Linked DNA regions of Homo sapiens: regions 1, 2 and 4 are each linked to region 3. The links are chromatin contacts, found by Hi-C or POLR2A ChIA-PET in ENCODE. All regions are on one chromosome and are shown on one strand. Each heading gives the region's core, a stretch centred on a gene start or an enhancer-like site at or near the end of the contact. The rest is flanking DNA. Distances are from core to core; before and after follow the strand shown. Region 1 holds the start of ART5 (ADP-ribosyltransferase 5). Region 2 holds the start of PHLDA2 (pleckstrin homology like domain family A member 2). Region 3 holds the start of ZNF195 (zinc finger protein 195). Region 4 holds the start of SLC67A1 (solute carrier family 67 member 1).

Region 1 (2,700 bases), core at 117-2,616, 260 kb after region 3:
GTGGTGAGATCTCGGCTCACTGCAAGCGCCACCTCCCAGGTTGGAGTGATTCTCCCACCTCAGCCTCCCAACTAACTGGGATTACCTGTGCATGCCACCATGCCTGGCTAATTTGTTTTTGTGTTTGTTTCTTTGAGACGAAGTCTCGCTCTGTTGCCCAGGCCGGAGTACAATGGCACGATCTTGGCTCACTGCAACCTCTGCCTCCCGGGTTCAAGCAATTCTCCTCTCTCAGCCTCCCAAGTAGCTAGGATTACAGGTGCGCAATACCACGCCCAGCTAATTTTTTGTATTTTTAGTAGAGACAGGGTTTCACCATGTTGGTCAGGCTGGTCTCGAACTCCTGACCTCAAGTGATCCACCAGCCTCAGCCTCCCAAAGTGCTGGGATTACAGGAGTGAGCCACCGCGCGCAGGCTGAAATCTTGACTTTACCACCTATTAGCTGTGAGGCCTTGGGCAAGTGTCATAACTTTTCTGGACTTGAGGATACTTCCAACCTCACAGTTATTATGAAGACAGCATAAAGAGCATTACTTCTGTACAACCTAAAAGGGGTCATCCTGTCATTAGAAAGGTTCTTGCAGTCGGTGGGAGGTGGGACTAGATGACTATCAAGCACTTTTCCGGCTGTAAGATCTGGCAGGCAGGTGATGTGCAAATATTACACACAGCCAGTGTCCAGCTGCCTAACCCCCAGCCCCATTCTCCTCGGGCTCTCTTTCCCTCTCATCCAGCAGGAAGCCCTTGCAGGTAGGTGCTCAGCCACCACACCAAATCACTGTGAGCTCTGAGACGCCTGAGTCCTCCCCTGCTCTGTACCCACATTTGGGGTAGGGGTGGTGGGGAGGCCAAGCCTTGGTTGGGACGGGCTGCCAGGACTGCAGCACACAGGTAACCCAAGGAGGCTTTGCCGGGCTGTGCCTGCGCTGGGAGATGAGAGGTGGGGAGGAGAACGTTGGAGGCATCCAGAGAGGGATGGAGATGGGGGTTCTAGGAGACAGAATGGGAACTTGGGGCTCCCTGCAGAGATGGAGGTTCCTGAGAGGAAGAGAGTTAAGAGTGGAATCCTAGGGAAGAGTCCCTGGGAGAGGGATGTGAGGAGTCAGCCCCGGGTCCACTTCCTCAGGGTCTGTCCCTTAATGTCCCCCTTGGGGCTAGGAGATGGTTCCTGGAGTTACCTGCCAGGTGTGGAGGCCGAGGCTGCCGAGGGCGATCATCAAAGCCGCCAGCGCCATCCCTGGAGGAGACGTGAGGGCCAGGGGTCCGGGTGAGGGCGGGACCAGAGGTGCTGGAGTCCTGGTTTCGAGGGGCTGGAGGCAGATCTGGACCCTGTCTCCAGGCGCACGGGATCCCGGGTCCAGGATTAGGGCCCCGGCGGGGCGTGGGCGGGGCCTGGGAGTTTATTGCCCGCCCCCCGCCCCAAGTCTCCGCCCCCGACTCCCCACACCCCTTCCTCAGAGCCTCCAGTCTGGGGACCTTTCCGAGACTGTAAAGGCGGGGCCGCAGTTTGGCTCCGCCTGAGAGGGGAGGGCCGGGGGCGGAGGACCCACTTGAAGGCTGCGGAAGCCGCCAGCGGGAGGGAGCGCCGAGGGCTCTGGCGGGCGCTGCGCTGTCCCCGGAGGAGTCCGGAGTCCGGCTGAAAGCAAAGGTTCTCGAGGCTAACTGTAGCCCCCGCGCTGGTAACCCGACACCCCTTTCCCAGCGCCGCACGCGGGGCCGGGAGCGGGCGCGCCAGGGCAGGGACTGAGGAGCAATTCCCTTTCTCAAGGCCTGCGGGGTCTTTCTGCGGGACCCTCTTTGGCTGTGAGTGATGGGGAGGAAACTTGTGAGACTCGGCCTCTCCCTCAGGCGGGCCCTGACCCGGTCGGCCCCTGGTCCCCGGCCCACCAGGCCAGGGGCCCCGCGGGGGTCCCGCCGGCCGAGAGGTCGCCCCCGGAGCACTGCGATTTGCATACAGTTTGCATTTGGCCCACACCCTGGGCCACGTGCTCCAGCATCTGAGCAGCGCCCACTCCCTGCCTGCTCTGGGCCCTCTCCCCATTCGCCTTCAGTGGGGTTGGGCCAGAGACAGAGCCCTTGGTCGCAGATCCACAGGGTCCGGTCTCGCCCCTCCCCCAGACCGCTCTCGTGGCCGCTCAGACTCAGGTGACCCATGTTTGTAAACACTGGCCTTTCCCCCACCTCCTCTGGGCTTATCTATAAATAACCTGGCTCTGAGTTTTGGATGCCCCGTCAGAGGTCATGGGAGAAGGGGCCAGCGGAGGAATTGGTAACTCAGGGAAGAGCTTCCTAGCAGCCAGAGCCAGGAGGAGGTGGGGTTGTCACCCCTCCTTCCCCCAGCGGCCGGAGGGTCGCCGAAAGCTAGGATTTGAGAAATGCTGCCTGCTGGGGCTGAGGTGGGCACGAAAGATTAGAGCTACCCAAAGGAATCCATCCTGGTCTGGCTCATTAATTTTCCCCATCCCTGTCCCCCCATCCCCTCAGAGTGTCAGCCAAATAAAAAGTTTCCTCCACCTAGAATCCTGCTATCTCCCAGAATCCTTTCTGTAGACCAAACGGGAAGACATACGGTGGGTCCAGGCTTGGAGGAGGGTGGGGAGGGAGGTGCTTCTGAGTGCTTGTTAGAAAAACAGCTCCAGGGCAGGGCGCAGTGGCTCCCGCCTGTAATCCCAGCACTTTGGGAGGCTGAAGTGGGAGG
Region 2 (2,701 bases), core at 1-2,500, 450 kb before region 3:
CCTCAGGACACACCAAGGAGCAGAAGGTAGCCAGGGTCAAGCCCCAGGGCACTTCCTGGCCTCTGGGGAGGCTGCTTGGAAAAGAGGGTGTGGACCAGGCCCAGCAGATGACACGATTCATTTATTCATTCAAAGCCGGTTCCCAGCGCCTTTCACACCAGCCCCGCAGGACTGGATGAGGGTGTCCTGCCCGCCCATTCCTGGGCCTCCACCCTCCCAGCAGGAGTCTCACTGAGCCACAGCCGGATGGTAGAAAAGCAAACTGGCCAAGTGATTTATTTGCAATGGGCACAGTGATGCAAAAACAAGATATTAAGACTATAAAATATGTGACTACAAAGAACCAGCGAAATAAATACATAGATATTAGATAGTCCAATAACTTAAGGCGCCCGTGCAACGGAGCGAGGATCCGCGCGCACGGGAAGTTCTTCTGCTGCAGGGCTGGAGAGCGCCGGCCACGTCCTAGCCTCGGTCCGACTCGTCCAGCGTATGGCCCTGTGGGGAAAGGACTGGGTCAGAGAGCTGTGCCAGGGCCGGTCCGGGTCCAGCCTGAGGGGCCCCGAGACCCTGACGCGAGGGGGCCAGCGCGATTGCGGGGCGCCGGGTCCCCCAAGGAGGTGCAGCGCCCCCGCCCCGCCGTCTGGGGTTGAAGTGGTTTTTCCCAAAGGCCCCGGTCCCGGCTGTTAGGGCGCAGGGCTCGCCGGGACGCGGGCAGTCACTCACCGCGGCGGGCTCATGGCGTGCGGGGTTTGGGCTGCGGGGATGGCCTGGAGGGCTCCGAGGGCTCGGAGGGTGCGGCGGCCGCGGCAGCCACGGCGTCCTCGGCGGGTGCGGCGGGTGCGGTGCGTTCCTGGCGGCTGCGAAAGTCCTGCAGGGCGCGGCGGTTCTGGAAATCGATGAGCGCCAGCGCGATGGCCGCGTTCCAGCAGCTCTCGCCCGCGCAGCGGAAGTCGATCTCCTTGTGGTCGGTGGTGACGATGGTGAAGTACACGTACTTGCCCGTGCGCTCCACGCAGTCCACCTTGAGGATGGAGTGGAAGCGCAGCTCCTTGGGGCGCGCGCGGGGGCTGGCGGGGAACAGGCTCAGGCGGTCGGAGGTGAGCACCCCGCGCTTCTTCTTCCATAGCTGGAAGAGGCTGTCGCTGCGCTTCTCCAACTCGCCCTCGCGTAGCACCTCGTCGGGGGATTTCATGTCGTGCCGAGCGCGGGACTGGGAGCGGCAATGCGGGCGGTGACGGCGCCGGCTCTGCTCCTCGTGGCCCCGGCGCGGCCTTTATAGCTGCCCCTCCCCGCCCCGCCCCTCCCCGCCCCGCCCCGGCCCTCGGGCCACCCCGCCCGCCTGAGCCCCGCGCGCCCCGGGCCATACCCTCCCCAAGCCCAGCCGTCCGGGCCCGCACCGTCGCGTCCGCGCTCTGGTCGGTCCCCGGCCGTCCCCTCCCATCTCAGAAGCCCGCGCTCCTCTTGCCCCCCGTGCCCCAGCTGTCCGGCCCCGTGGGGTGACTCGAGGTCCCGCCCCGCCCGGGCGCTCGCCCGCACCGTCTCGCAGGCCGGCCCCGCGGAAGAATGCGCTGCAGCCAGCCCTGCCCGCGATGACTCACGCCGGGGAGCCCCGGGAAGCACCCGCGGGCCCGGGGCCGGCCCACCGTGGGGAGACAGCCGGGACCAGACCTTCACCCTCCAGGCGCCCCAAGTCCAGCCCTGCCGCTCTCGGGCTCCCGGGGCAGAAGGAGGGTCGAGGCCCCCTTCCTTACTCCCGAGCCCTGGCCGTTCCGTCCTGTTCGGGGGCCTTTCCCAGGGCCGCCCAGAGACCCTCTCCGAAAGTGGCCCTGCCCTAGCGGACCGAGCTCCTATCTTGCCACCCACGGGCTGCGCCAAGAACGACCACCTCTCTTAGCCTCGGTTTTCGCTTCTGTGAAATGGGAACAGTAACCTTTGCTGGATTAGGGAACACGTGGAAAGGGCTAGACCAGCAACCCATAGAGCTCAGAAAATGGAAGGGGAAGAGGAAGCCCGTTCTCCTCCCTGCGCCCTCGTAGTGTCCCGAACTGGGGTACGGACTGCTCCGACCGCGCCCCCACGACCCGGACCGGAGAGAGGTCCCAGGAGCTGAGGGGTTCGGGCTGGGCCGCGACGCCCGCTCTCTGGGATCAGCCTGGGGGCGAGGGTCGGCGGGGGCGGCTGAGTCATCGCTTTCCAGCTGGGCAGACGGGCGGTTTTATTTACCCTCTTCCTTTAAAGGGTTTAATAGACAGGAAGCGAAAGCCGGCTCTTCCCGGGTTCCCAGGGGTGGGGGTGGAGCCGGCCGAGAGGACCCCAGAGACCCCGGCTACTACTCCACGTCTCCCACCTTCCCGCACCCCTGCCCCCTAGCTGCGCCCTGGGGTGGTTACAGCAGGAAGTCCCAACTCTGGGGTCAGAATTGGCCTCAATGACGGGGCTCACGCAAAATGAAAACGAGAGTCCCCTGATTCAAAATGTATTTAAAATGTCAAGACAGTGGCAGCAGAGCGTAAAACCCAGACCTGGGACCAGCCCTACCTCCACCTGCCCTTCAGGGTCACTGTAAAGGATAAAGAGACGTCCGGCTCAGAGGAGCGCCCCAGACCCGGTTCTGTGAATGGCATGCAGGTAGCAGCTGCCCGGTGGTCCCACCGGTGTGGCCAGAGGACCTGGCAGTGGGCAGGGATGTGGTGTGGAG
Region 3 (2,851 bases), core at 93-2,592:
TGAGGAAAAAGTCCAGAGGGTGGCTGAGAGCAAATCACCCTGTCAAGTTTCCAAAGTGGAACCTCAAACCAAAGACATTCTGGTAAGGTGTCTGTGCCTAGGGAAAATAAAAAGGAGGAGAGGCACAAAGACTTTTTACAATAGCGTCAGGGGATGATTCTCTGCTTTCCTGTCACGTGGAATGATTACAAACAGAAAACAAATCTCTTAAAAAGTGCCGTCCAGGCTGGGCGCAGTGGCTCACGACTGTAATCCCAGCACTTTGGGAGGCCAAGGCAGGCGGATCACATGAGGTCAGGAGTTCAAGACCAGCCTGGCCAACATGGTGAAACCCCGTCTCTACTAAAAATACAAAAATTAGCCGGGCGTGGTGGTGCAGGACTGTAATCTCAGCTACTCGGGAGGCTGAGGCAGGAGAATTGATTGAACCCGGGAGGCAGAGGTTGCAGTGAGCCGAGATCGCGCCACTGCACTCCAGCCTGGGGGACAGAGCGAGACTCCATCTCAAAAATAATAATAATTAAATAGCAGGCAATCCGACTGAGGTGGCTCTAGTGCCCTGGGTTCTTAGGTTAAAAAAAAAAATCTAACTCAGATGCGTTTCTTGCAAATGACTATCTTGCAGAAACAAAATTCAGGCTTCGTCAACCACAAACCTCTAATTAACTTCTGATTACAGGACCAGAAAATTTCAGCCTAGATAGCTGAAATCAGGAGATGACGTAACTGTACCGAACTAATGAATGAATGTGGTTTGCTTCCTCATGCACCTGATAAAAGCCTTTCCTTCAAGGCCGGCTGGTGGGACCTCCAAACCCAAAAAACATGGTTGGGTCCTCTGCCATTCATGAATCGCTCTTTGCTCAAATAAAACTCTTTCACATTTTTGCAAGGACTCCCTCGAGAGAAAGGAGGGACTGGGGCCCCCACGGGCTACAGATCATCCTCTTATGCACAAACCACCCACGGAGTCGGGATTCTCCCTTCCTGACTCGGGGAGACGAGGGTCTGCGGGCGAAGAGCTGCCGGGGGGACATGGCTCTGGGCTTGGGCCAAAGCCGCTCTGCAGGGATGCGCCGGGGCGCGCGGGGCCCGGCCGCCATGGTGCAGCTGGAGGGGCCTCGGGTCCGCGGAGCCCGGAACCCACCCGGGCAGCCCGGTTCCTCCCGAGCCGGTACCGCGGGTTCCAGTCCGCCCCTCCCTGTCTCTCAGGAGGCCTGGCCCCTACACTCACCATCTCCTGGCCTCCAGAGAGCCTGGCGTTTCACTTCTGGATCTCCCGGTGCCTGCGGGTCACACGACCTACGGCTAGCAGGGGACACAGAGCCGCGGGGACAGGAAGTGGAGCTCTGTCGGGACAAAGGCCCCGCTAGATCCCGGAAGCCGTCCTCTCCTCTCCAGACATGTGCCTGATTGGACAGTCCCCGCCCCTACTCCTCTGATTGGATAGGGCATCACGCCCCGCCCCCTCAGGCCCTGAGTGACAGGAGCTGTAATCAGACAATGGGCCGAATGAGACAGCAAGGACAGGTGCTGGCCGCGATCTTTTGGAGCGGGGCTTCCTGCCTGCGCTGTCCGGCCCCACCTAGAGGATATTTACATTTCATCTTGTGACTGCGGTTATGTTTATTTATAAATAATAAATATATGTTATTCACCAATGGAAAGAAGAAAATAAAGACAATCATTTTGAATTTTTATATTTTATGGCCTTCCTGGCTTTTGGTCCTTTGAACAGACAGCCTGAAATTTCAAAAAGGATTCAAGCCTCTAAGAATTAAAATGTAAGCCATGTGTGAATCTTAAATTTTCTAGTAGCCACGTTTTAAAATGTACTAAGAAACAGGTGAAGTTGATTGTAATAATTTAACCCAGTATGTAACCATTTTCCTCTATGGTCAATATACAATTGGTAAGGAAGTATATATTTTGGGGTACTAAATCTTTGAAGCTCACTCTGTATTTTACCTTTTCAGCACATTTCAGTTCAGACCAGCTGTATTCCTGTTATTCAATAGCCACACATGATCAATAGCTGCCACACTAAAGTGCAGCTCTGAGGTCTAACCTCCCTTATGTCAGGAAGTGGAGGGTCTGAAAGTCCCTTTTCAGCCAGAGGTGAGGGAACAGCCTCTTGCTACAAACATCTCTCCTCCGGTCGAAGGGTGGACGAGATGGTGATCCTAGAGAGCATAGGGGAAAGCAAAAGAAAATATCCACGGGTAGAGGACTGCTGCCCATCAATAATGGGGCCCTAAGAGGAGAGAACACATCTTCAGATCTGTCCATAGCCTTGACCTCCAACATTTAGATATGGAGGAAATAGACTAGAGGCAGACTTATCTTGCTATTTGGCCTTAGCCCTAATGATCAAGCTGTGATTGTCTGTTTCTTCCCGTGGTTGGGGGGCTGTGTGAGTAAAAGCACCAATCACATATATACATGTGTACATGCATTTCTGTATGACGGAACATTATCTTACAAAAGATCCAACTTTAAATAAGGGGGGAGAATTAGTACCTATAAAGTGCTTTCTTCTTGCAGGTAACTAGGAATCAACCTTTCATTGAATCCTGGCACCCTATCTGCCCTGGGTGCATGTATTAGTTAGCTATTGCATAACAAATCACCGAAAACTTAATAGCTCATGATTGAGTTCATCAGCCATTCACGCTGAACTCAACTGAGCTATTCTTGTCACAACTGGACTGCTTCATGTATGTATGGCCAGCTGCTGGTTGACTAGGTGGCTCTGCTTCTGGGGATGAGATGGCTATCAACAGTGGCACCTTCCTTCTCCCCACCATGGTATGTCATCCTCCAGCTGGCTAATCTCATAAAGATAGCAAGG
Region 4 (2,700 bases), core at 157-2,656, 480 kb before region 3:
GAGCAGCATTCCTTCCTTCTGGGCATGGAGCAGGACCCTCCTGGAATGGGGTCTTATGCCCTACAGTCAAACAAGAGAGGTCAGATAATTTATGGCCAGCTTCTAAACACAAAGGTGGAGGGAAAGTTAGAGCAATATTTTTAGGTTTGATGTCTGGCTGTGTGGAAAGGCGGGGTTCTGATTTCTATGACCTGCCCTGGGGAAAATGGATTCCAGTTTCTAAGGCCAGCTTCGGGGAAAATGGCACTGAGAGACAGGAGAGCAAGAGAAGGTCAGAGAAACACTTTTTCTTCCGAAGCTGCTTCTGAGGCCTTCATTTTGGGGTATTGTTTTCTGATGCCCAACATATCTGAGCTGCTGAACGAAGGGTAGCTGCTGAACCACTCCCACGGTGACTTGGAATGGCTTAGCCAGCCGGCCTTGGGCCACCTGGCTCTGGCCCCCCTGCCCACCAGGACTTTGGCCGGCTCTCGCTCGCCTCTGCGATGTCCGTCCCACCCTGTCTCACCCCTGCAGTTTTCTGCTCTGTGGAGCGATGATTGACACATGGCAGGGGGACACTGGTTTTGACATTTGAGCCTGTGCCCAGCCCTTGCCTGGGGAGGAGGTGGGGCAGGAGTCCTGAATGAGCATCTCCCTACTTAGTGACAGTCAGGGGCACGGAGAATGGTGCCCAGGCCAAGGGCAGGGCTTGGGCCAAGTGTGCGCAGCGTGGGGTGTGTGTGCTCCAGCGGCTCCTGCTGCGGAGGGCGGCATGAGGCTTGTTTACCTGTGTGCTGGCATCTCTGGTGGCCCCTGCAAGGGTGGGGAAGTGGCAGGCAGGGTGAAATGGGGAAAAGTGGGCTCTCAACTGCTCCTAGCAGCCTCCGGGTCTGGGGAGGGAAGTGAGGAGGGGCCCAGAGCTGTCTCCTGGTCACTCTTCTGGGGCTCTGTGCAGACCTTTGGCAGGGCCAGGCTACACCACACCCTCTACAACCTCCCCTGACTTCTTCCCCTAACCCCTCACCACCATTCCTCCGCTTTTCTCTCCCCGCCCCTGCCTCCCCTCCATTCTCTCCTTCCCTCCACCTCCCGGTCCCATCCCCTGCCCACACTGCCCCTCCTCAGGCCCAAAGTGGACACCGGTGCTGCCTGAGGGTCAGAGTGTCCACCTCCAGCAGCCCGGGCACCGGGCAGGATTCAAGCTGGAGGGGGCTGGGGCGGGCGAAGCCGGGCACGGGGCGAGCCCGCTGGTGGGCGGGGCAGGGGCGGGTCCTTCGAGGGGAGGGGCGGGCTCGGCCAGTGAGAGCGCAGAAACCGTGGCACGGGCGCTCCCGGAACTGGCGATTGCAAAGCGCGAGGGCTGGAACTCAGACCCAGAGGGGCGGTCCCTGTTGCAAGTCATCTCCCGAAAGGGCGGGGCCGGGGCTCATCCCGGAAGGACCGGTGTCTAGGTCACCCTGGAGCGCTCACCCCACCGGCACCCGTGCCCAAGCCCGCCCCTGCAAAGGCAGGTACTCGAGCACACTCCGGAGAGGGCGGCCTCTGAGCCCCGAACCCCGAACTCCGGCGCAGCGTCGCACCTCTGCCCAATGAGGTGCCCCTGACGTGCCTGCTGCGGCTGCCCTGCTCCCCCCAGCCTCCCTGCATCCCGGGATGGGGGAGGGCGCCAGGCGCAGCTCCCGGACCCTCAGGGGTCTCCCCGCCCTACCCCACCAGCCTGGGTTCGGTACCTCGGGGCTCAGATGTGCAGTCAGCTGTTAATGTGGCAAAATTTGGGGAAGTCCTCTGCAGCCGCAAAATCCAGTTCCCACCAGTTGGAGGCCGGGCGGGGAAGGGTGGGGACAGACAGCACTCCGCTGTGGGAGGTAAGGCAGAGCTACTGGGGAGCCTGGAAGGCTGAGCTATGTCTCCCCTACGCAAGACCATTCCAGAAGCCCCTTGGAGCTCTGGCTGCTGGCCACAGGGGAAGGTAGACCTTCCCTGAGAGCTGCACTGTGTTGGGGACAGGGCCACTGTGGGCCTACGGAGGGCCTCCAGGCACAGGGACCCACATCAGCCCTCTGGCCACAGAAGGCGCTGATGATTTGAGGTGGACTCAGCCACCACTCCGAGCCTCTGCCTCCCTCTAAAAGTGGGGCATGGCACATTCCTGTGTCAGGCAACCAGGCACTGAGCCTGGCCCACCTGCAGGGGTCGGGGGGAGCAGCTTGTCCCTGTCTCCCCTCCCCGGGAGGCTGTGTGCCTGGAGACCAGAGCTGTCAAAAGTGGAGGAGGGGGACCCCCTGATGTGTCCTCTAAGGTCCAGGTAGCAGGAGAGCTCCACTGGGGAGGGGGTCCTGCAGTGCTGTCCTCTCTTGCAGGCAAGGCCAGGCGGGTGCTGCCTGGGACCCAGTGACTCAGCACCCCTGCCCGGATCAACTGGACTTTTGCCCCCTGCTCCGCCAGCCTCCTGCTTGGATCTCTCCTGGGTCTCCCTGCTGCGCCTGTCCAGGATGCAGGGAGCTCGGGCTCCCAGGGACCAGGGCCGGTCCCCCGGCAGGATGAGCGCTCTAGGCCGGTCCTCGGTCATCTTGCTTACCTACGTGCTGGCCGCCACAGAACTTACCTGCCTCTTCATGCAGTTCTCCATCGTGCCAGTGAGTAACACACCCCAGCCCCTGCAGCCCCAGCCAGGGCTGAACCGCTGTTCCTCCTGCCCTCCATCTGGGCCGTCGCAGA

What was found. A loop is a pair of places that touch in the nucleus more often than their neighbours do. ChIA-PET counts read pairs that join two places held with the same protein, here RNA polymerase II (POLR2A). Pooled maps may share reads with other maps.
Region 1: a pooled map shows a loop between it and region 3 (5-fold over the local background). The contact joins the promoter of ART5 here to the promoter of ZNF195 in region 3. A Hi-C loop is called at or near these places in 4 of 50 pooled maps. POLR2A ChIA-PET finds 5 or more read pairs at or near these places in 3 of 52 experiments (AG04450, Caco-2 and H1).
Region 2: a pooled map shows a loop between it and region 3 (18-fold over the local background). The contact joins the promoter of PHLDA2 here to the promoter of ZNF195 in region 3. A Hi-C loop is called at or near these places in 3 of 37 single-sample maps with no recorded cell type and 7 of 50 pooled maps. POLR2A ChIA-PET finds 5 or more read pairs at or near these places in 2 of 52 experiments (A549 and MCF 10A).
Region 4: a map of naive thymus-derived CD4-positive, alpha-beta T cell shows a loop between it and region 3 (7-fold over the local background). The contact joins the promoter of SLC67A1 here to the promoter of ZNF195 in region 3. A Hi-C loop is called at or near these places in 2 of 168 maps with a recorded cell type or tissue (both naive thymus-derived CD4-positive, alpha-beta T cell) and 10 of 50 pooled maps. POLR2A ChIA-PET finds 5 or more read pairs at or near these places in 1 of 52 experiments (activated T-cell).

The regions. Positions count from the first base shown.
Region 1 is chr11:3,640,626-3,643,325 of GRCh38, forward strand. ART5 (ADP-ribosyltransferase 5) reads right to left here and starts at 1,367. Exons shown (of 4, transcript NM_053017.5): 1 at 1,181-1,367. The coding sequence starts at 1,237. RefSeq lists an enhancer at 1,074-1,787 and a silencer at 1,927-1,976.
Region 2 is chr11:2,928,170-2,930,870 of GRCh38, forward strand. PHLDA2 (pleckstrin homology like domain family A member 2) reads right to left here and starts at 1,251. Exons shown (of 2, transcript NM_003311.4): 1 at 727-1,251; 2 at 104-498. The coding sequence starts at 1,195. The coding sequence ends at 737. RefSeq lists enhancers at 528-1,136, 1,137-1,746, 1,747-2,355.
Region 3 is chr11:3,377,804-3,380,654 of GRCh38, forward strand. It overlaps ZNF195 (zinc finger protein 195), which reads right to left and starts at 1,343. Exons shown (of 6, transcript NM_001130520.3): 1 at 1,235-1,343. The coding sequence starts at 1,237. RefSeq lists enhancers at 1,044-1,607, 1,296-1,590 and a silencer at 1,049-1,118.
Region 4 is chr11:2,900,872-2,903,571 of GRCh38, forward strand. SLC67A1 (solute carrier family 67 member 1) reads left to right here and starts at 1,407. Exons shown (of 11, transcript NM_002555.6): 1 at 1,407-1,493; 2 at 2,343-2,618. The coding sequence starts at 2,475. SLC67A1-AS (SLC67A1 antisense RNA) reads right to left here. Exons shown (of 3, transcript NR_169305.1): 1 at 2,588-2,700; 2 at 1,713-1,838. RefSeq lists a silencer at 1,539-1,668 and an enhancer at 2,594-2,700.